2 separate regions of the Homo sapiens genome follow, and region 2 is linked to region 1. Evidence: chromatin loops called from intact Hi-C (ENCODE). Cell type or tissue: mammary epithelial cell. All regions are shown on one strand. Each heading gives the region's core, and the rest is flanking DNA. Links, peaks and the distances in the headings are about the cores only. Region 1 overlaps LOC100506207 (a long non-coding RNA gene). Region 2 holds the start of LOC107986564 (a long non-coding RNA gene).

What was found. A loop is a pair of places that touch in the nucleus more often than their neighbours do. Peaks named below come from ENCODE experiments on the same cell type or tissue, not always from the same donor. Only the 100,000 strongest peaks of a DNase experiment are listed, where the experiment ranks them.
Region 2: it touches region 1 in a loop (21-fold over the local background); 1 of 110 quality-filtered maps calls a loop at or near these places.

The regions. Positions count from the first base shown.
Region 1 is chr6:8,621,691-8,634,050 of GRCh38, reverse strand. The region is part of intron 3 of LOC100506207 (a long non-coding RNA gene); the gene reads right to left. Among named protein-coding and RNA genes, the nearest start is that of HULC, 24 kb to the left of the region's middle. RefSeq lists an enhancer at 5,671-6,870. In mammary epithelial cell, for the core only: no CTCF peak of the experiment used is centred there; a DNase peak (open chromatin) is centred at 6,390; H3K27ac peaks cover 1,802 bases.
Region 2 is chr6:10,421,633-10,433,992 of GRCh38, reverse strand. LINC00518 (long intergenic non-protein coding RNA 518) reads left to right here. Exons shown (of 3, transcript NR_027793.1): 3 at 3,680-6,208. LOC107986564 (a long non-coding RNA gene) reads right to left here and starts at 7,565. Exons shown (of 2, transcript XR_001743960.1): 1 at 7,233-7,565; 2 at 5,712-5,910. RefSeq lists an enhancer at 1-320 and a silencer at 7,580-7,849. In mammary epithelial cell, for the core only: a CTCF peak has its summit at 4,180 (motif pointing right); DNase peaks (open chromatin) are centred at 3,782 and 4,172; H3K27ac peaks cover 2,489 bases.

The sequences.
Region 1 (12,360 bases), core at 5,449-7,948:
CAGAGAATCATGAGCTCAGATTCCAGTAAATACCTGTACAACAGGAGGAAAGCCATTCAACATTTCAACACTGGGAAACATTTGCGTGAGAAAGTTTTTCACAAAGGGAAGATCAATCCCCCCTCCACTAACTGAAAACAAAATTAATTACCACAGTTGGCAGGAGATAAATGGCTTCAATGCACAGAATTGTGTAATTACAGCAGCTGCAAAGCTGGAAACCCGTTCCTAACTTTGAACCTCAACCTCGACTTGACATTTCTCCCCATGTTCAGCTGTGCCACTAGCAAGCATATTCAAAGTTCCTTCATCCTGCTTCCATAATTATATGTTGGGGTGCAGAAGTAATCATTTACTCCATTGCCTACATGAACCTTATCATCCTCTGCTTTGCAAAAGGTACGTTGTATCATCTTTTAAAGTGTTGAAATCTCCAGAGAGAAAAATTTATTAGGAGAAAGTTACTGGTATGGCAGCAAAATTAATTCTGCCAGAACATGTCAAATTAACCACCCTCCTAAGGACTGGAGTCACAGCCAAGCTCAGAAATGGACAAATATCCAGGATCAATTTCTTCAATGTCACTTTAGGTTTGAGTAAAGCCAAGGTAAGCATCGCGATCTATCTCAACATTCCAATGTTTAGTCCAAAACAACACTGGCTGGAAAACAAGAGGTTAAGAACTAAGGAAACACTTCAAGCAATTCCTTTTTTCCCTCCCCCTTTCCAAGCAGCAACAAAGGTTGTCAGTTAGGCTCTGTGGAGATTTTGGTTCTCCCTTTGAAGCAAAGAGAAAAGTTTTTAATCTCATCTTTAATTTTAATCCTTTAAAATATGTAAGTGATTTAGAAATGTACAAGTTAAATTTGGCAGAGGAGCCTACTGGTAGAGAAGTAAAGCAATTTATTTCAACTTTGCAATAATAAAATAGTTCAAAGCTGGCCACCTAAACTATCCAGATGCGTCAGCCACAGGCTGCAATCTACTGATTTTTAAAATTCCCCTTATCAAAAATGCTTAGAAGAGCAAAGTATATGGTACAAACAAGGGGAGTGACAAGGTAATATCAAAGAAACATGCTCATGCTTGAAAATGTATTTACATATTGGTTTGTTTCTCCTGCAAGGGAAAGAAATCTCCATAAGCTTTTCAGAAAGTTTTTCTTATTCGAAGGGAGTTTTATCATTTCAGAGTAATACATTTACAGGTTGCTATATTTAGGGATTCAAGTCATTCATTTTTGATGTACAGCTATATACTCATAGGATTCTCATGTGATTTACATCAAGTCAGAGATGGTAGGTCTTGCTTAATGGTGGTATACTTGTGCCTGACAATGGTTTTTCAGTTACTATTTCTACATTTTAATAAACACTCCTCACTTAGCAGAATAAAACAAACACCATTATAATGGTCACGAATTCTGTGAATCGGATTTGGAGAGTGTGCGGGAGGGATGGCTTGCCTCTGCTCCATATCTGGCCACTCAAGTGGGGAGATTCAAGACTGCAGGCAATGACTAGTCATCTACAGGAGGAATCCCCAGTCTCCGGACACAAACCTATACTGGTCTGTGGCCTGTTAGAAACCAGGCTGCACAGAAGGTGAGCAGCCATCAGTTGAGCATTACCGCCTAAGTCTGCCTCCTGTGAGATCAGTGGCAGCATTAGATTCTCATAGGAGCCCAAACCCTATTGTGAACTGTACATGCGAGAGATCTAGGTTGTGTGCTCCTTATGAGAATCTAAGTAATGCCTGATGATCTAGGTGGAACAGTTTCATCCCAAAACCAACCCCTTACCCCCAGCCACCTCCAACCCCCACCCCTGTCTGTGGAAAGGCTGTCTTCTACCAAACTGGTCCCTGGTGCCAAAAAGGTTGGGGGCCATTGATCTAGAGGATCATGAACACGTATATGCGGTGACTGAGCATCATCTAGACCTCAGTTAAGACTATGGACCAGAATACCTACATGTGGCTTCTCCATTGATTTCTTGGGCTTCCTTTCAATATGGTGGCTGGATTTTAGGTTGTGATCACAAGAGAGAGGAAATGGAAGCTGACCATTTCTTAACACCTGGACCCAGAAACTGGCATGGCATCACTTCTACTACTGATCAAGCAGGCGCAGAGTCCAGACTCAAGTGATATATACCACATCTCACAATTAGAGGTGTCAAGGATTTGTGGACCAGAGTGGTATGCTCATGTCCTCATCAAAGACCTAATTGTTGGCAATTACTTTGGACCTGTTCTGCCCATTCCAAGTAACTTTGGCTCTCTAATTTCTACCCAAGTTCTCATTGCCCATAACTATAAAGCTATAGCTCTTGCCTCCTGCCCTGTTCTCATCATTTTTTACTTCTTTATTGTCCACTCAGTTCACAACCTGATGGCAAATCTCCAATCCCCTGCTCTTGCCTAATGGGTGCTGGTCATTAAGCAGGGGGATGATGCTGTTTGGTGGATGAGCAGAAAAAGGACTATGGGCTATGCTGAAGTGGAAACTGGAAGGAGAATAGCTAAGGGAAGGTAGTAGAAAGCTTTTCATAGTCACTAAGGTCTAACACAGAAATCATTCCACTGACTTCTGGAAGGAAGCCAATACAAATCTAGCTTATCTTTTAGTGTTAATTTATTATAAATTCAAGTGTTAACTGGCCCAAACAAATCATTATTGCCAATTTTCATACAGCAAAAACAATTAAAATTTTAATGACAATCATATAGAAATAGCAAAAGCTCTAAAGATGTCATTTCCAACATCTTCAGATGGAATTTCCCATGGCAACCAAATGGAAAGTGATAAAAATTGTTTAATATAATTAATATGTATGTCTTACATGGAAATGTATAGCACTAAATCAGTGAGAACAATGAGACTGTATTTTAGAAATAAAATTAGCAATTGAAAGATAGGGATCAGCCACGTAAACCTTACCTACGAGATTTTACTCGTTTTTATGCTTGCTTGTTTTCTGTTTTTTGCTTCACTTTTTGTTTTGGAGGGTTCAGTTATTCTTGTTGTTGCATAATATTTTAAAAAATACTTGCACACTTTTAGAAGAGTGGATACAAGATTTTAAGCTGATTTACTTAAATTTAATTATGCAATATAATCTCCATTTAATAGATATCCCATCAGTTCCCTTTTAAATGCCAGCCTGATGTTTCTTTTGAATGTGATCACATGCAGGTGACTGGAGATGCACGTCAGCTTTGCGTGGGTTGTATTTGAGGCTATATGCTGAGACTTTGGATTTAAGAAGTTCTCAGTAACATCTGAGATTCTATGATCACCTACCTGTCTGTTAGGTTTCAGTACACTAGAAAGTGAATTAGCTGGGCATGGTGGCTCACATCTGTAATCCCAGCACTTTGGGAGGCCACGGCAGGCAGATCCCCTGAGGTCAGGAGTTCGAGACCAGCTGGGCCAACGTGGTGAAACCCCATCTCTACTAAAAATACAAAAATTAGCCAGGTGTGGTGGCAGGTGCCTGTAGTCCCAGCTACTCGGGAGGCTGAGGCAGGAGAATCACTTGAACCCGAGACGTGGAGGTTGCAGTGAGCAGAGATCATGCCACTGCACTCCAGCCTGGGAGACAAGAATGAGACTGTCTAAAAAAAAAAAAAAAAAAAAAAAAAGAAAGAAAGTGAATCAACCCATCCAGAGCTACGATACTTTGGGGGAAAGTGGAGGGAAGTGAAGGAAACTGTCCTGTAGGACTGGATAAGCCAGATGGGAGCCAAATATCCACAGCTCAGGGTGAGTGCACTAAACTGAAAACTTCTAACAAACTCCTTAGAAACATTGTAAAATAGAGATCAATGTTAACTAACACTTCATGGAAATCTCATGTCTTGAGAAAGCAGAGATTTTTCTTGATGGCAAGAGAAGCTGGGCAGCAGATAAGCTTAGGCCACTTGAAGGTCTCTGTACTGTTCCATCTGCAAACATGAGATCCAGGAGATTCAGCTGTTACCATGGTTTTAGAACTTTTGTAGAGTCTTGAAGGAGGTCATTCCAGGGATGAATGAAAGATACATTGATCTTTGACTTAAAGCATGCCACAGAAATATAGGGATTGAGAGCCTTGGAAGTGGACAAATGCCAACATTAGGAATCGTTCACGGAATCAAAGTTCTGAGGCCTCCATTCTCTGGCAGATTACCCTACTCTCCTAGATAAAACACATGGCAGAGTAAAGAATCCCCAGGATATATAGGCCAAGAGATAATTCTGTCATTGGCAGTTAGATAGAAGGTCAACACAGAGCATCAGGAGACCACATGGCCATATTAAAGCATCTTGGATGTCATCACAAACCAGGATCAGGGCTGTATTCTGTTATTGAAGCTAAATACAGAAGAGAGGGTGGGGAGGGATGGAGACAGAGGGTAAAGCAACTGTACCAAGGCTCTTCTGTGACACCATCATCATTCTCTTAGCTCTTGATGTTGAATGTCTCCAGGGTCTTTCAGATAAGGCCTTTCTGAAGGCCCCAGCATCCTTCAGAAGAGGGCTTCAGACTTTTTCTCCTATTTATTAATGCTTAGTACCTAGCTATTTAGGCACTTCACATTTTTTCTCCTATTTATTAATGCTTAGTATTTCACTGACTCCAATGGCTTTATAAGATGAAGACTCTCAAGTTTAGAACACCAATCCAGACCCCTTCCTATGCTCTAATCTCATATGTTCAACTGCATAATCAATATCTCTACCTGATGCTTAATAGGCATCTTGAAGTCAACATTGCCAGAAATAATACAGTGGTGACTCCTTCTGAGATCCGAGGCCCAAAAGATAAAATCCTACGAGATGAGGATAATTAGGTTCCTCATACTCTACTATACATCTCTAAGCAAACCCAATGTTTGGAAAGTGTGCCCACAGATTAGCTTATAGACATCAGGATCCACAAAATTGCTGTGACTACTTCTACACTCTTGGACTCCAACTATAAATAAATGACAGAATGCCAGACTGCCCAAGATCAGGGAATAAAGGAGACACTCCCACATTGCCTTTATATGTGATTAAGATGTCAGGTTTGTTGACCATACTCACTACAGGCATGAACAATTCAAGTGGTACAATATGAAATAGCACAGTCATAATAAATGCCATGCAATGAATTCTCATAAGTATCCCTTTGCATGACTTTAGGCTAACATAAATGCTGAAGCAATGGCTAATATTCAGTACAGCTGAGATATTTCCTGGCAGCTGCTGAAGAAACATGGAAAATGGACCAATAAGAACAGGCTGAAGAAGGCTGAAGTCAGCAACGAGGATGATAATTTATCAGAATATTTGGTACGTGACAACTGTTATAAAAGGTAAGGGCATGTACAGTTAATTCATCATTCAGCAATTTGATCAATGAAAGAGAAAGAAAGGAAGAAAGAGACAGAAAGAGAAGAAGGAAGGGAGGAAGGAGAAAGAAAGAAAGAAGGAAGGAAGGAAGGAAGGAAAGAAAGAAAGAAAGAAAGAAAGAGAAAGAAGGAAAGAAAGAAAGAGAAAGAGAAAGAGAAAGAAAGAGAAAGAAAGAGAAAGAAAGAAAGAAAGAGGAAAGAAAGAAAGAAGGAAGGAAAAGAAAAGAAAGAAAGAAAGAAAAAGAAGGAAGGAAGGAAGCAAGGAAGGAAGGGAGGGAAGGGAGAAAGAATCAAGAAACAATGTATCTGAAATATCAGTAAGGTCCCAATAGGTGCTCTGTCCTAGTCAGTTTGAGCTGCTGTAACAGAACACCATAGACTGTGTGCTTAAACAATAAACAGTGATTTCTCACAGTTCTAGAGGCTGGGAAGTCTCCAGGCATTTATGCTCAATCCTTGTACTTTGCTTCTTGGACTGCCCCAGCATCTCAGAGTAAATTTCTGCCTTTGTTTCTTAGCTAATTCTTACCAAATTCTACAGAAAAGTCAAGAACAATGAGGACAGAAGAAAGAACTAAAAAGAATACAATTATTGATGACTGTGATCCCAGCAAAATGCTGAGTAAATTAGACTGAAATTTCAAAGGATTAAAATAAAGATTGTTAGAGGATGAATAGAGCGGGTTGAGAACATTTATTTAATACATGTCAGCAGTTAAAGCAAAATGAAATAAAATGATGGCTAGAAGAGGCAGACTATAAAAGGAAGAACTGTTTAAGAAAGGAGAGCCTGAGTGTTTGAAGGCAAGGAGAAAGGAATCGCTGTAATGAGAAAGACTTAAATCACAGTCAGGGGAAAAAATGAGCTTCAGAGTGAGATACCTCAAAATAACAACTGGACAGAACCTAGGACACAAATGGGGAGTGTTTGTTATAGTGAACAGGACTCAGCATGAGAGCTTAGCACAGAGGAAGAGATGAGTAAGAGAAAGAGATGAAAGTGGATGTTTCTGCAATGACTAGGGTTGGACTGTGAGAAAGAGGAAGTAAGAGTTAGTTTGGAACAGGGCCACAGGTGAAAGCAGTAAGGAATCAGAAGGAATAAATAGAAGAGCTTCCAAGAAGAAGCAAGTGCCAACATGTAGCTGGAAACAACATCTGCCATTTAAGTCTACATTTTTCTAGAAACAGAATTTAAAGCTATAAGATACCTCAGGAATGTTTTTATTTTTCCTAGTGATAATCTATGATCTAAAGAGAGGTGTGAATAATGTATATTTAAGAATTATTTTAGATTGGGGGGTTGATGTTGAAGGCTTATCTAAAATCAAGAGACTTCAGGAGTCTAGACTGATGTGTATGAGCCACTAAAACTAGAGACAGCCTCATCATTCAGCTGGGGAAAGATGATGTCATCAAAAGACATGAAATACTGGGGCAAAATAAAATAAACTAAAAGGGAGTGTGGATCAGGAGAGGAGAGATACTGAGAGTTAGGTTCAATGGGGATAAAGAAGAGGGAGACATGGCAAGCAAAACAGTGTGTCTGCAATGAGCCCACCAACTCAGATTTCAGCGGTATATGATGAGCAATTCCAGAGCATGGCAGCTAAACAGGGAGAGTGGAATGCTGCGACTGTTGATACTATGAGTCCGTAAAGCTTGCTTGATGAACTTTCAGTAAGAAAGCCAATGTCACTGAGAACAATGATCAGAAAGGAAGAATAAATGAATCAAATATTCTAATAACAACTAAGGAGGGTAAAGTCTGGAACAGACTCAAGGTTGACTCCCATCCGTTCCACTTAACAGTTATCTTTGGACAAGTTATTCAACATTGTGAGCTTCATTCTCCTCTGCTACAGAATAGAAACAATAAGTAGACACCTCTTAAGTATCATGATGAATAAATAAAATAAGGCACGCCAAGAGCTTAGCATGGAACCAGCGCAGAGTAACTCCTCAGTAAATGCTAGGAAATACCATTAGAAGGACAAAAATCAAATGCGGGGAGCCCTCCAGGGCAGCTAGAATGATTAAGAAAGGAAGCATAAAGAGGCATCTGGAAGACTTTGAAAGATAAGGAATGATGGATAGCTGGCAGTGTTCTGGAAAGATCCATCAAAAATGGCAGAGGGAAGGGCATGTGTCTGTTAAGACATGAGAACAAAGGAAAAAGTGAAAATGAAAAATGGGCTCAAGAGAGACAGAATTTCCCCAGTAGCCAATCAAAGACTTTGTAAGTCACAATCAAAAGAAGTAGGGGAAATGAGGGGGAAAGTATAAGGCAGTGGTGAACGCCCAAAGAAGAGATGAGCAGGAAAATGTTAGCTGTCGCGAGCACTGGAAAAGACTAGACGTGTCTAACTCCTCTCATCGTCAAGACCCAGAAGACATCTCCGCTAAACAAAAGGGGGAAAAACATCTGCTTCTCAAAGACAAAGGACCTGAATGTTTGTGTTCTGTTATCCCAAGAGCCAAGAACATGAAGTCAGGTGTGTGATGTTCCCCTTCCTGTGTCCATGTGTTCTCATTGTTCACACCGGGGCCTGTTGTGGGGTGGGGGGAGGGGGGAGGGATAGCATTTGGAGATATACCTAATATTAAATGAAGAGTTACTGGGTACAAGCACACCAACATGGCACATGTATACATATGTAACTAACCTGCACGTTGTGCACATGTACCCTAAAACTTAAAGTATAATTAAAAAAAATACACCTATTATAATAAAAGATTTTACTCTCCTGGAAAAAAAAAAAAAAAAAAGAACATGAAGTCAGAAAGAAAGATCACATAAGACATCATCGCATATGTGCTCACTAAGACCAAATAAGCTTTCACAGAAGTCTCATCCTCATAACTAGAAAAACACTACGTAGACCATTTTATGTTGCTTTTTTTTATTTCGTGTCTTTATTTTTCTGTCACCATGCTCAGGCCTCTCAAACATGTTTAAATAGTTGTGGTTTAACATTAATGAGGTACATGATCTTGATCTGCTAATGATACAGATTATGTTTTCCACCCCAAATATTGATTATTGTATGATGTAAGTAGTATTGTTCTGTTAAAATGCAGAACAGGTGAAAGCATCTTCCTACAGAATTCATAAAAATGTGAAGAATCTATGTGAACTATCTCTACTATTAATATCCACCAACCTTAGCTACAAATTCATCTATTTCTATTTTGGTATCTTCCATCATCCTTTTATCTTCCACTTCAGAATAAACACTTTTAGATTTTACTGGGCTACAGAACTTTTATTTTCTAATCATTCACTGCCATCCAAAAACAAAAGTTACCGCATGTTTTATAGTACATCACAATGGTGTTTGTGAGATTATACTGGGAAAACTGGAGGAGTGGGGGGAGGGTTCTATCTTTAGGCCATATCATTTACATATGAGAACCTAATACTATTTAAATAAGTGAAAATCACAGCCTTCCAACACAAAACCAGTTATTAAAACATTTCCATAAGCAAAATATTGAATCTTAAACTGAACTTGCACAAAATGGAAATGGACAGAAGGGCAGGTCACTAAAACAGTATTGTTTTAATCTTTTCCATGATCCTTTATATCCATGGATTTCTCTACATTCTCCCCTGTATATTTTATAAAAATCACTTTCAGGTTTATGGAAAATGGAGCACAAAGTGAGCAGTTTTTTAAAAATGAGTTGCATGGAAGAAAGAACAGCAACTAAGATTTTTGCGATTAATTTGATAGACTTCCAGTAGGAAGTATTTAGTTTATCTGCACATATAAAATGAATATTAAAATATTCATACCCCAAGGCTACCAGCAAAAGTAGATAACAGCTGTTGGTCTAAAATGTGGTTTCATTATGCAGAGATTGGAATAAGCTTGTAATTATGAATTAAAGCTGGAGCAGTTAAAAAATGTTGAGTAGATTTTCTAACCTCAACATTTAAAATCAGTTTTCTGTTAAGAAATAAAGTGTTCACAGCAATGGGCTTTCAAGTGGTATCAGCAATAGCAGACTTGCTTTTGCTCACCTCAAAGAAAAAAATGCAATAGATCCTTCACGTAAATTTCTTAATGATTTTTTTCCTAAAGCAGGTTTGATTATCTTATACTGAGTCCATATTCCAAACAAAACTCTAGTTTAATATTTGTTTTAGACCTGAAGACCCACTAATACAAGGAAACAAGGGTTTAAAATGTATTTTGGTTAATAATGCACATTATGAGTTTTTTATGTGTATGTATTCTTTTCCCTGGGACATGATACCACTACAACAGATAATATTTTTAAGGTAGTTACACTATCAGATTAACAAAATGAAGTATTATAAATAATATAATTTTCTTATTTGAAAATCACTGAAGTTAGAAATATATTTTTGATTGCATTCTGGTAGTAAAAAATAGGATAATCTCTTTTCCTATTGTTCAAGTAATAATCCACTGAGAATTGTGACTTTAGTTTAAAGCAATGTAAATAATATAAACTCTCACGCACACACACACACCCAACATAAACAAATTATATGGAACAGAGTAAAGCATGGATTTTCTCTCTCACTGCTCCCCTATTACAATCTGTTAAAAAACAGGATGGATTATTACTGGAAAGAAAAAGACAGACTATGACTGAACAATATGAATAGTGACTAAGAGATGCTTTTACCTTATTGTGACACATTTCGTTAAGAATTACAAAGCATTTTAAAAATACTTTCTTAGATTAAGTGTTATTATCTGTTCTTCAAAATGAAGAAATTTGGCTTCAGAAATTATGTACTAGACCCAAGATGAGTAACAGTTAAGTACTACAAAAAAAAAAAAAGATAAGAAACTAAGAAACTCTGTGTCCATTATTTGCTGTGACATTAACTTTCAGCTAAATTATTTGCGTCTTGGCACAATGAATCACATTTCCGTGCTACTTTTTCCTTTTAATACTATACTAATATTCTACCTTTCTGACTCTAAAATGTGCCTAGAAAATGAAGGGGAGAGTTAACACTCTAACTCTCCTCTACACATTCCACCTCCCTGAATCAGATGCAGGTAGGACAGCAAGGCAGACAGCACAGAACCTCTGCAACTGTTCCCGTAGCTCCAACCAGCACCTTGAGTTTTGAGCTGCTCATGCAGAAGGAAGGGAGAACAGAAACAATGATCTGAATCACATTTTTAAAAAATCAGACTATTTATTTTAAAATAATCTTAATAGTATAGCTGAATTGGAAAACAGAAAAAGAGAAGTTCATCTTTGTTATACTTTATGTTTGACAGCTTTAAACATTGTATGCCAGGCCGGACATGGTGGCTCACGCCTGTAATCCCAGCACTTTGGGAGGCCGAGGCGGGTGGATCACCTGAGGTCAGGAGTTTGAGAGCAGACTGACCAACATGGCGAAACCCCATCTCTGCTAAAAATACAAAAATTAGCTGGGTTTGGTGGTACGCACCTGTAACCCCAGTTACTCGGGAGGCTGAGGCAGGAGAATCTCTTGAACCTGGGAGGCAGAGATTGCAGTAAGCCGAGATCATGCCACTGCACTTCAGCCTGGGCAACAGAGCGAAACTCCATCTCAATCTCTCTCTCTCTCTCTCTCTCTCTCTCTATATATATATATATATGCTGTGAGTGTATTCACTCTGTTCCTGGAATGGAACAGTGGTAACAGAGCATCCAAAGATGAAAGACAAACCACGCAATGGCAAAAACCTGCCATTCTCCATGGAGCTCCAGTAATATATTCAATAATTTGTGTAGACAAACAGGCTTCTAAATGCCTTCCTTGAATAAATGATAACCATGAAAACAAATTGACCTCAAATATTTAAAAGTAACCTACTACTTTATTACCAATGTATCAGCAGATAAAAATAATTGCTTATCATAAAGATGACTTTCCAGTTATCCTTAACAGGAACCAAGAGAAACTTTGATGAGTGTAATCAATCTAAAATCTGTTTTTATGCTCATCCTAACAGAAGTTGTAATGCAAAAATTAGAATCTAAATATTTCTTAGATATAAAAACTTTTATAGCTGAATTATAAGTGAACATAAAGAAAAAGAGAGTATATTTCCTTCCCCAAAACTCAAATAAATAAACAATAAAATAGTTAACATAAGTATATAATACTTTGATGGTTTACATTAGATAATCATGTTAATGTTTTAATTAGAAGCTCATGGGTAATATTAAATACAAATGTAAACATTAAAAAATTTTCTAGTTATATTGTGGTGCCTTTTTTCCTGAGATAAAATGCCAATATAAAGGTAGTAGATAACATTAAAAGAAACATCAAAAATGTTGAAAAGAATTTCTTTTTCCTTGCAAATGCCAACACATAATTATATGGCAAGAACAGAACTTGTGTAATTTTTTATATAAAATAAAAGAAAAAACACCTTGAGAAATAACATCAGCCCTTAGAGCATCTAAATACGGTTTAACATCTTTGAAAATACCACACAAATATTAATTAATCCTCACTTAAAAATGGAGGTAGATAAGCATGATCATCACCCTCTGATGAAGAAATAGACAGTGTGGTCAAGAGTCTAGCCCAAGGACTTAGGCTGGGGTCATCTGTCTTCAAAAGTGTGTAACTCCAGAAAAAATCAGGAGGGAGAAGACATACTTCAGATTGCAGTTGTTTCTAAAACATTAGGGTTTCTGTTTATGGCCTGAATCTCACCCATTTATATTAATTGAACACCTTTCTTTAAGGATAGCACTCAGCCACACAGACATCCTGCGCTCTTTTAATTGAGCCCCTTTGGGGGAAAGTATCGTTTAAATATAACAATATATTCAGAACCCTAAAATAATTTGATCTATAATAAATTCTTAAGCAAGAGAGGAAGACCAGCCTGGGGACCCTGGGAGGGGAAGATTGCCAGGTACGAAGTCAGAGATTCACAAGGAAGTTGTAGAAGCTCCTTCCCTGGAGACTTTTAAAAATAGACTAGACAGCCCTCTCCA
Region 2 (12,360 bases), core at 3,226-5,725, 1.8 Mb before region 1:
TTCTGCTCTCAGAGGAAAAGCTAAGGTCTTTTTTTTTTTTGAGATGGAGTTTCACTCTTGTTGCCCAGACTGCAGTGCAGTGGTGTGATCTTGGCTCACTGCAACCTCCACTTCCCGGGTTCAAGCGATTCTCTTGCCTCAGCCTCCCAAGTAGCTGGGATTACAGGTGCACGCCACCACGCCCGGCTAATTTTTGTATTTTTAGTAGAGATGGGGTTTCCCCATGTTGGCCAGGCTGGTCTCGAACTCTTGACCTCAGGTGATCCACCTGCCTCGGCTTCCCAATGTGCTGGGATTACAGGCATGAGCCACAGTGCCCAGCCAAGCTAAGGTCTTTATAATGTCTCCCTTCGGTACCAACAGCTCCATCCCCCAACTCCCTTCAATTCTCAATTTCTCTTTGGCGTCCTCTGTAGCTCCTCTGTCCTTAGCTCACTCATGCCTACCACACAAGCCAGCCATGCTTCTGCCTCAGGGCCTTTGCACTCACTGGTTTCTCTGCCTGGAATGTTTCTCTGGTAATGCAGATGCCACCATATCCTTGGAGACATCCTTATCTCAACTGCAAACCACCCTCCCTCTCAGCACTACCTAACGTCTTTGTTTATGTTTTTCCTTCAGCCCATACCATTCATTATCTACCATACTATATATTTTACTTACCTTGTTTATTTTCTCTCCTCTGGAATACAAAGTCCACAAGGGCAGAGATTTTTGTCTTTTGTTTTCATGGTTCTAGGCTCAAAACCTGTAACAATGCATGGCACACGGAAGATGTGAGAATTTGCTGAATAACTGAATGGCACCATGTTGCCTCACCTAAGGATAATGACTAAGAATAGGAAAAATTTACTGTGCAAAGATCAGTTCTTAATAGCTGTCTACATCTCAGAACAAAAAAAATTAGATGTAAACCATTGCACAAAGGATTAGATGAAATTTTTTTGAAAAATCAGACATTGGAGGTAAGTATTGCCATAAGCCATATAAGCAAAACAATCAAATCTCTGGAGACACTGGAAAATAAGATTGATTGTAAATTTGCTGCTGACGTTTACCATTGCTCTGCATAAATGCAAAAGGAAGCGCTGGCCAACTTCTCATGGGTTTCCAAGTCCAGGTGTCTAAAATTTGGCAGAGCTGGGAGGACTGCTTGAGGCCAGTGGTGCAAAATAAGCCTGGGCAACATAGTGAGATTCTGCCTCTAAAACAAAACAAAATAAAAGACAAAACAACTAATTCTGTTTTTTAAAAAAAAAAAACACACAACAGCAAACTTGACTATAAAGATTATTGCTGGGCACGGTGGCTCAGGCCTGTAATCCCAGCACTTTGGGAGGCTGAGGCGGGTGGATCACCTGAGGTCAGGAGCTCAAGACCAGCCTGGCCAACATGGTGAAACCCTGTCTGTACTAATAATACAAAAAATTAGCCGGGCATGGTGGTGCATGCCTGCAATCCCAGCTACTCGGGAGGATGAGGCAGGAGAATCACTTGAACCTGGGAGGTAGAGGTTGCAGTGAGCCGAGACTGCGCCACTGCACTCCAGCCTGGGCAACAAGAGCAAAACTCCGTGTCCAAAAAAAAAAAAAAAAAAAAAGATTATTATATATAATCATTCAAGGCCTGTATGACTCAGTTCCCTTAGAAAAATGTCATAATTTTTATATTACTGAATATTATTGGCGTTATTTGTGTAGCCCACTTAAGTGAAGTCAATAACATGATTAAGTGGCATATTATCTTCATGTCAGTCAAACGTTATTTGGATTTTATAAGTTAGGGTGAGATACAAATAAGTGAAAATACTTTTTCTAATGAATAATGATGAATCTAAAATAGGATTGACTTGGCTGGGCATAGTGGCTCGTGCTTGTAACCCCAACACTTTGGGAGGCTGAGGCAGTAGGATTACTTGAAACCAGGAGTTTGAGACCAGCCTCGGCAACAAAGGGAGAACTCTTCTCTAATAAAAATAAGAATAAAAAATTAGCCAGGTGTGGCAATGTTCACCTGTGGTCCCAGCTACTTGGGAAGCTGAGGCAGGAGGATCGTTGGAGCACAGGAGTTCAAGACTGCAGTTAGCGGTGACTGCACTCCAGCCTGGGCAATAGAGCAAGACCCTGTCTCTAAAAAAAAAATAATAATAAATAGGACTGGCTCGCATATGTATGCAACTATTTTGTTACCAGTGACAGAATACATGTGATGATGTTTTCTAGTCTTGTGACTGGTTTCTTAGTTGTATGTTTTATTTTTAGAATTGTTGTTTCCAGGCTGTGTTGTTTGGAAACTCAGCTGACAGATGTATGAATCTGATTCCAGAGTCTCTGAGAGCTGGAAAGGGCCTCAGAGATGGTTGGGACTGATACTCTTGCATTACAGGTCAGGAAATACAACCCAGAGACAAGATGAAACTTGCCCAAGGACATAACAGCCAGCCTGTGGCTAGGCTGATACCAGATTCCTGTTCTTCCCATTCCAGTCGCATGCTACTCAGGAAACTCATCAGCATTCCCGAATATTGAGTGTTTCCTACCTGTTACATTAGCAGTTTTTGAGAAGGGTATATATTGTAGTTAAATTAATCAGCTTTGGGAAAATATGGGTGCAGCATGGGAATAGAGACTGTCATTTGAGAATCATTGCAGAAATGACAAAACCCTGAGAATGAAGAATGGGCCTGCAATAGTCCTGGCACTTTGCTCTTCCACCAAACTGAACTGTAGCTCAAAGGACAATGACTTCACGTCTGTCACTCTAAAGCCTGTTCTAAGATCACATCCCCTCTGGCTCTCCCTAGATACTTCTGATTATAGTTGGTAATCATGCCCATTAAATGTCTTTGGTTTCTTGGTACACAGAGAGAAGGTAAATAATGGGTTCATGATTTAGGTAAGAATACACAAATATTTTTCACACTATAAATCTGTTTTCTATTCAGTTAAATATTAGACCATCTGGTAATGGAGAAAATGTTTGAAAATCCACCTAGTTAACCTAAAAGTTTGCATTTCCTGCCTTTGGGGCTTTGAATTTTTAAGTTACATGTCTTCGTAGATGGTGATCAGGATAAAACTAATATCTCTCTTAGATGAATCAAAATTCACCCCCTTGGGCAAGGGAGGGACCCAGCCTTTCTTTAAACATGTGGTTGCCTGAGAGTTGAACAAAACTGGAATAGGGAGAGAATGGCTTTGCCATGCTGATCATGGTATTGTGGAGATTTAAGAACTAGTGGCCAGGCGAGGTGGCTCACGCCTGTAATCCCAGCATTGTGAGAGGCCAAGGCAGGTGGATCACTTGAGGCCAGGATTTCGAGACCAGCCCGGCCAACATGATGACCCTGTTTTTACTAAAAATACAAAAATTAGCCGAGTGTGGTGGTGTGTGCCTGTAGTCCCAACTGAGGCATGAGACTTGCTTCAACCCAGGAGGCGGGGGTTGCAGTGAGCCGAGATTGTGCCACTGCACTCCAGCCTGGGTGACAGAGTGAGACTCTGTCTCAAAAAAAAAAAAAAAAAAAACTAGTCAGAGCTGTTGAGGTGTTGAGGCACCTGCTACTGATACACACTATAAACGTGGAAGATGATTTTCATTTTTGTAGTCATGAGCAGGATACTGTATAATGTATAATTGTTGGACATTAAAGAAAACAAACTCCTTCTTGTCTCCTTAGGCTCAGAGCCACTCAGACATTGGGAAGCAAGTTTGTCAAGATGACAGAGAACCGAGGTAATGGATTCGAGTGATGAAACAGGAAGTTCATTCATGAGTTTTTGGCCACACCTCCAAAGTGACGACTTAGCCAGAAATGGGATAACTGGGTTTCCCTACTTCTCTTTTATCATCCTCAATGAGAGTGACCAAATATTAGAGCTAGATGGAACCTTAGTGAAAATCTGGCTACTCGTCCCGTCCCACCAGCCTGCCACCCATTTCAAGTTTGAAGAGACAAAGACACATGGACCTTATGTAATTACTGGGGATTACCCCAGGAGTCTGTGGCAAAAGTCAGCTTCTTCCCTCCCTGCTTCCCCGCCCTGTCTCTGGTACTTTCTACCAACACTGGGCTGTTTCTGTGATCACACTTAAGCGTACCTAACCTGCGAATGCTGTATAGAAGGTGCTAATGAACATGATTTAGCTTTAACACTCAGTTTTCTAAAGGGACACGTGGGGGCAGCAAATGTTTAGGCAAAAACAATTCCAGTTCTAGCCTCTACTGTCTACATATGTGTATACATTTGGGAAACGTTTGGGAAAGGGATATTTGAGAGCTTCTTTTTCTTTTTTGTGGTTTAGTTATTTGATGATATTGAGATTGTTTCTGAGCCATGTGCTTCAACATCGGATTGGGGATTTCAGAAAAAGTTTTAGTCACTGTGATTCCATTTAGCTTCCAAATGTGTCTCTGCTAAGAGACTTAAAAGCACTCATAAATAGCACGTGTGTCTTCTTTGCAGTGTTTGCTAATTTTGAGTCACATCTTTTTAGAAAATCATGAGATTTGGTGTCACAGAGACTGGAATAAATATAGTCAAACTTATTGGTGAAGATTTCCTTTAGCTGTTTTCATAATCCATTTCCATTGTTATGATTATTGATGAATAAAACATTTTCTTTAGGTAGATACTTCTTTTTTCCCCCCACCTTGATTTAATGTTTCCACTCTTATTGTCAAGTTTCTTATTACTCCCTAATAACTCTCAATAAAATAATGATTCCTGGGAGATTATTCCTGCTTTCCTACTATCACCTGTTGATTTGAAAAGACAGAACAATACCGTAGAAGCTTCACTAATACATTGAAAGATAAAATGATAATACTAAATACTAAAATATGAAAAGTGATACTAAAAGTGGAGTCCTGGCACTAGTATTTTTTTTTTTGAGTCTTTAAATTTTATTTATTTATTTTTGAATTTTTTAAAATTATATGTTATGTTCTGGGATACATGTGCAGAACGTGCAGGTTTGTTACATAGGTATACAGGTCTGGCACTAGTATTTTGTTGCCACAAAATATCAAGCATGTATCCAAACTGCTCAAGACACATTAAAGACACAGGTAATCTGTAGGCATATTCAGGCTTGTAGTTTGCATTTTTTGGTTTTCTTGTGGCTTTCAGTGCAAGTTGAGGTAATTCATGGGAAACAGTCACCAAAGAAGTGCCAGTATTAGAAATCCAAGAGCCATTTCTCTAGCTTCTTCCAGAATCAAGACTTTAGAGGTAATTTCTATCAACACTGGACATTTCCTGTCTGCAATTAACAATGAACACATAGCATTATGTTTAATTGCAACCTGTTTAAAGCAGATTGGATGCTAAGGTTTAAGAACACTCTTCAGTCAAAAAGGTCTTTTAATCAGGTTTTTAATCTTGAGCACAATCTAGGACACAGCATCATAGACTAACTCATTCGAGAATAGGTGTTGTCATCTAATCCTAACCACCCCCACCACCAACAAGCTGAATAGCTCTGGGCTCAGTATATACATTTGTACTGGGCTCAGTACACACACCTAAGCTGGGTTCAGTATATGCCACTTTATAGTGAGAGGCATTTTGTAATGAGAGCTCTGGGTTCACTATATACATTTGTACTGGGCTCAGTACACACATCTAAGCTGGGTTCAGTATATGCCACTTTATAGTGAGGGCCATTTTGTAATGAGAGCTCTAAGGCTCTAAAATTCTGTGTTTCTGCTAGTTTCTTCCTCAAGATAAAACTGTGGAACTCATAGTGAATTCCCTCTCTTTGGGCAGTTTGAGCCAGGCCGCTATTTAATCACAACATCACAAGTCAGATTTTTCCTACCTAGTGTTGGCAGTGGAACACACCAGAACTGCTAAGGCCAAGGAAATCCCATTTTTTGAAGAGGCTTTCCTTTGTTAGCTTCTCTTTCTAGTAGTAAAGGTAAAAGAAAAATAGATGTTAAAGATATAAATATCTTAGGGGGTTTTTATTGGTATAAATATTTGTACACAAAAAGAATATGTAATGTAAACTGGATATGTATTTTTTACATTTTACTTAACCTGAATTTTACACAATCTTTGCTTGAATGCTCCAACAATGAAAGGAGAAAATATGTATTTAAACAATTTTTAAGTATTTATTCTTTATTCAGGACACTTGAGTTTCATTCAAGCTATAGTTTTAAAATGTAAAAATGCTGAGAAATTAAAAGCAGTCAAATGCTTTTGTCTGAGTCTTTGTTCAAGGAAGTATCTTAGACAACTTTGCCTTAAAAGTTCTTGAGGCAAATGAAAACCAGTTTTTCAGAATTAGAAAGACCACAATTAACTTAGTATCCTATAACTTTGGTGTTTTAAAAAGTAATTCTCAAAGGGGTGAGTCAAGTCAGAAAGAGAACTGTGTGTGTAAATTGTCAGGTTTTGACGTTTGTTTCCAGCCATTTCCAGAGAGAAAACTTCATTTTTATTCTTCTCAGCAGCACATTTCAAAGGAAAATTGTACAATTCTTATATTCACAATATCACAGCTAAAATTATCTAGTATAAAGACTCTACGATTTACATCGTAAGATTCAGAAAGAGCACATTTTGAGTTTGAAAACAAATGAAGTGATATGTGCTACGTCAATTTTTTTAAAAAAACCTCATATACTTGATCAGGCCTTATTAAATTGTCAACTTAAGTTTCTAATGCAACTTCCTGTGTTGACATAAATACAGAAAAAACAATACCATTTGAAGAGTGCCTCCCCAGGGTTCCAGAGCCTGGAACAATTTAATAAAACAATTAAGTACTGTGTTATTGGGGGTGGGGGGGGGGGAGGAATGAGCTTTTAAAACCAAACCAAAACAAAACCAAACCTCTCCAGACTGAGAATCTTTGAGTTTTGAACATGTGATTGGAAATCCAGAGGTAGCCTGCCTGTCATTTTGAGATCCTTGATAAGTAACCTTGCACAGCCTCAAGAGACTCATGGGCACGGCACTTTTACTGGAGAGCTCTCTTTTCAGCAACACGTGCAAAAGTGGTAAGGTTCCATTATTAAGACATTGCCAGCGATTAAAACATGGAAATCTGACAAGTTTTAACAGCAATCGAAGTGTATTCTTTTCAAGTGTGTGGTTTTGAGAAAAAGCAGTGGAGTCTGGAGTCTGCAGGTCCCGTCGGGCACATCAAGAGGATGTGCTTCCTTTAGGAAGGCAGGAAAGGCAAAGAGAGTGTCTCCACTTTAAAAAACATGGCCTTACCTCATATTGCAAAATTAAAGTGACAAATCCTGGAGAAAATCTCAGAGCACGCATTACAACCAGTCCCGCCATTAGTCAACTAAGACAAACTGAAAGTAAACGGAGCCTTGTCCGAGTCTATCCGCGACCCTGGGCCCCTCCAGGCAGTGGGAAAACCGGGCGGACACTTCCGGGCCTGCACAAAGGGAACCAGGACCGAGCCCTGGAGACTAGCTGGGGCTTTGCGTGGCAGAAAGTTTCGAGGCTTCCGGCCCAGACTTTCAGGAGACTTGCATCCATTTAGGAGACTCTCTGTCTCCACCAGCCTCTAAATTCTGAATGGGAATAAACTCAATCGGCTCTCCACCCCCCTGCCCGCCCGGGTTTGGCGCCAGGGCGCCCTCCCGGCAGAGGCCCGAGCGCAGCGTGAACCGCCAGCCCGGCTGGGGCGCCCTACACTCGGCACTGCAGTCCCCGCCTCCCGCCGCAGCCCAAGGGGGCAGGCCTCGGAGCCACCCAGCTGGGCCACCCGGGAACTGGCTGAGTCCGCAGAGCAAAGGGGCGGCGGCGGCGCCGAAAGCTGGAGCGCGCTGCGAGCCAGCGGCCACCGCACCGCCGGGAAGCGACGCCCACCTGTTTGCTCAGATATTGCCATTTCCAGGCCATGACACCTGCACCCTGAATGGTGACTAGCCTTCTCACCCGAGGCAAGGCCGAGCCCCGGGGCACACATCCTCGGGTTGACTACGTGGCCAGAGGGTCAGCGGCCCAGACCTCCAGCTGCGTGCAGAGCAGCGAGCCCAAGGCGCGCTCGCTTGGCTGTGGTGCCTGAGGCTGGGGCTGCTGCAGCTCCCCGAGGCCCGCTCCAGGAAAAGACATCCGAGCCTCTCCACCTAGCCACTCAGGGACCTTTACGTACAAATGTAGGACACTTGCCTCTCTGGTGGGGAAAATGTTGGAGAGGGTGCTGCCATTGGGTGCGCGCCTGGTCAGCGAACTTAATCTAGCGAGTTTGGGATGGGGAAGTAGGATGGAGAGGAGAGCGAAATTTCACTCCCTCTAATTTAGCAGGAGGAAGTCCATGATCGAGGATTCCTGGCTTTTCGGACTTGAGATTCAAAGAACAAGTCCCAGGCGCATGGGCTTAGCGAACGAGACTGAGACGTTAAAGTAGCGCGCTAGGAGTTGGGAAGGGAGGAAAGAAAAGACAGAAGACGGGAAACGAGAAGAAGAATCGCAGAGGTGGAGTGGAGTTATGCCCAGTCCAGAGTAAACTTTATTCTAACCTAGAGGCTGTCTTGATTTCTAAGATGTAGAGACACCCTATGCCGTGCTTCTAAACCAGTGTCCCGGGCAAACGGTCAACGCCGCCAAGAGATGTCGCGAAACGCTGAGTTATTAGGCTCTTGCTTAGCAGTGCTGTTGGACTTGTTCTTAAGTTGGCTAATTCGAATGCAGAGCGGTTTGAGACGTTTAGCTTTGCATACCTAGGGCTGAGACACGCCCTGTTTTTCAAAAGGGGGACTGATAAAGCCGGGGTCTCAAGTTTTTCACAAGGCCAAAGATGAGGAGTGGCTGCAGTTTAGAAAGTCAATCCCAAAACTCTGCTACAGATCGAGGCAGACTTTCCCTAAATGGTTCCCAAATCTGGGTTTTACTCCCAGATATTCTGATTTCTTTGTTGTGTTGAGCCGCTCAGGCATCGCGACTTTACAACCCTCCAGCTGACTCTAATACACAGCAAAGTTTGAAGGTCACTGCCCTAAGTCACCCATTACCCCCAGGAAAGGTTTTTTGGAGAAGGAGCAAGGACCTTCTTCCATTTAGCTCTTGGCGATTGTGCCAGCTTTGGAACTAGCTCCCCAGTCATTGAAAAGTACAATCCCTCACCTTACAGGTTTTTTGTTTGTTTGTTTGTTTTTTGCACAGTGACACAGCAAAACATTGACTCTCCACTGGCATCAGACATACAGGAATTATGAAGGATGAAACCATCTCCCCCAGGCCTTCAATAAGTGCAAGTGGTAAGTTAGCATTGAGAATTCTGCCTGCCATGTACAAGGTAAACTGGTAGCTCTTTCAGCCACCCTGACTCAGGATATCCCATTAGGAACCAAAGTACTCTCTCAGGGCTAGTGATTGCAGACTTTTCAAGCTGGTGTTAAAGAAACTGAGAGTCTCAAATTCAGGCTGGATCACACACACCTGCATCCAGACTCCCCCCAAAATGGATCTGCTACATTAGGAATGGCTGCAGAAGAAGCCTCGCTGGTGTCTAGAATGTCCAGGAGTGGCGCTGGGGAACTGGGGGGATGGTATTGGATGTCCAGGATCGCTCATATACAAACCTAAAACCTGGTTATATTAAGTGGTGAATTACTGATAACAAGACTAGCAAAATAGCCCCTTTTCAGCAGACATGGAGGGGAGGATAGTTCTCTTGACCTTTCCTAAAGGTAACTCCAGAGGCAGAGGCACCACATAGGACCACCCCCACCCCATCCCCGCCAGGCACCCAGCTGTGCTTGGATTTGGCTGCCTAAAGCGTTTATCACCTCACTCTACACAAGGCAGGACCTGGAAAGAGATAACCCCCTGGTGGCTGGGTCGGGTCAGGATCACTTATAACTTCCTAGGCTTTCATCCTCTCTCTCTTATTTCTGCACCATTTATTTGCAGTGAGAACTGCTTGACGCTTCTTTAACGTCCATCTCTCCAAGAACAAGTGCATAACATGGGAGGGGGGAGGCAAGGGATTGGAGGGAGCAAAACCACTGGTCAGGAATTCCCTGCACACTCCAGATGCTGAGATGCGAAAGGGGACCTTACAGTCTTCAAGAACTGGCTTTTTCACTCCCCCCACCCCCAACACTTTTTGCTGATCTATTTTGGGGGCCCTTGGGAGTATCTTCGAAGGCGCTAGGAAAGTAAACATTGGAGCGGGGTCTGCAGATGTGCCTATTCCAAAGATCCAAGAGAGCCATTCTGCACTCTTGCCAGCCCTGGACGGGCATCCCTGTCACACCCCAGCTTCACAGCTCATGGTACTCTCGGTCTTTCCAGGCCGGTTGGGACACCACGCGTTCCAGCGATTTACTCTGCAGAAGAGTTGGGAGAATCCCCCTTTCCTCCATCCCCCCTCCCCCAACACACACACACACACACACACACACACACACACACACACACAGCAGTTCTCCACAAGGGTTTCCCTCCAGGGCAGATTACTTTATGACAGGGTGTGATAAGTGGTGATTTTGTTCCTCTTTTGATGGCAGGATTGCTTTGTAAACAGAAGTGCAAACTCGTTCCGATAGTGGTTCCGCACCAGTGCTCGGCAGCCGCCCTGGCACAGCGGGCAGTAGAGACAGCTGCTGCACCTGTCGCCTAAGGCCGAGAGGGCCGGGAGGCCGCTCCTGGAGGGGGCGCACTGACCGGTGATGCGCTCCTCCAGTCTCCAGGGCATCTTTAGCTTCTCGGCCTCTGGGCTTCCCAGCTTGCTGCACACCTCGGGCCTGTACCCACTGCTGTCAGTTGAAAGCGTGCATTCTGGAAAGCCACAGTGGGACATCCCTAATGCACACCCTTCCTTCTTCACCTTCTCCCTGGACACCTTTGCTAAGAGATTTGGCTAATTTCTTCTCCTGTGGTTGCTGGTAATTCTCCTGGTAATTCCTTTGCCCTAATCCAATTGGAGAGTCATGCCACTCAGTTTCCCTCACCTTTTCCTTTGAGTAGCCCAATTCTCCTTCTTCCTGGCCCTGACCCTGAGGGCAAGTTTACCACGCCAAGGGGGACCAAGAAGGAAACAAAGTTTAAATTAGGTTTGCTCTGCCAAGGGCAGGGAATAGCAGCCACTGTGGGAGACAGGGGAAGAGGAAAGACGTGAAGCCAGAGGTCACTCCACCTGCCCAGGGATCTTCAACTCCCCAGCGGAAAAGCAAAGCCGAGGTCATCACCCGAATGAACCCATTGCTCAGACTTGGGTCCAGATATCCAAGTTCATTTAGAGAACGTTGGGTGAAATCGCTAGGGGTATGGTGCCTGATGGTAAGTGAAGGAGTGGAGTGAAAATGAGGCTCAAGCAGGGCTTAACCCTAACTCAGAGATTACTCCCTCAGAAACTTTGGGGCTGATGGCGCTGGGAGGAGGGTTGTTGGCGGAGAATGGGTTCCACCGCAGTTTCTGACACCACAGGCCTCAGAGAGCCTGAGCTCAGCATTACCTGAAGCTGGGAGCTCCGCTCAACCCAACACCAGGTCATCCCGCCCCTCACCGCAGCTCAGGCTTCCCTCATTGAGTGGGGCACAGAAAAGTTTGCGACACGGCTCAGTGTCCCAGGCCCTGTTAGCTAGTGAACCTGCTTCGTGGTGGCAGCGCCAGGAGTGGCTGCGGAACTCCCGCGGCTCTCCCTCTCCTATCCCAGGGGGAGAAGCGGGGTGCCGCGGGTCTCTGTTTCAAAAGAGACCCGAGGCCGCACTTTCCGAGGCCTCTTGGGAACGGAGGTGGGTCGCCAAGTGCAGTTAGTGGCCTTGGGCCTGCCCGCACTGAGAGCAGCTGGCTCTCCGGAATGGTTGTCTGGAACCCGGAGAGCGGATGAAGCTGGGAGGCATCCCCCATCCCCCGCCAATCGTGGCACCCCCGAGGTGCCACGGGGCGCAGTCTCGCTGGTGCGGAGCTGCGGAGGAGGTCGGGGTGGGGAAAGGCTCTGAGCGGTGCAGCAGGTGTTTGAGGAGCCAGGGAAGGACGCAAATCTGGCAGGACTGGGGTTCTGAGGAGGAAATCGCGGGAGGTGCAGATGACCAGCTCCTGGCTGCTGCGTGTCTAAGAAGGGCAATGCAGTTTACATCATCTTAAATTGAACAGGTCTTGGGCGCTGTGAACTCATCTTGGACGTGGGGCGGTGTAGACCGTCCTGGACAAGGCTCAGCAGCCTTTCTTGAGAGCGCATTGTTGGCCAGGCGCTGTGCTAAGCGTTTTGCGCACATTCTCCTATTGAATTCCCACCAATTAGCCACTTTACAAACCAGGAAACAGGAGTTCAGACAAGGTCGGTAACTTCCCCAGGATCACACAGCCCCTACATGTATATATCGGAGCTGAATGCAGACCCCAAGTGACCTCACTGCAAAGCTAAATTCTAGCTCCC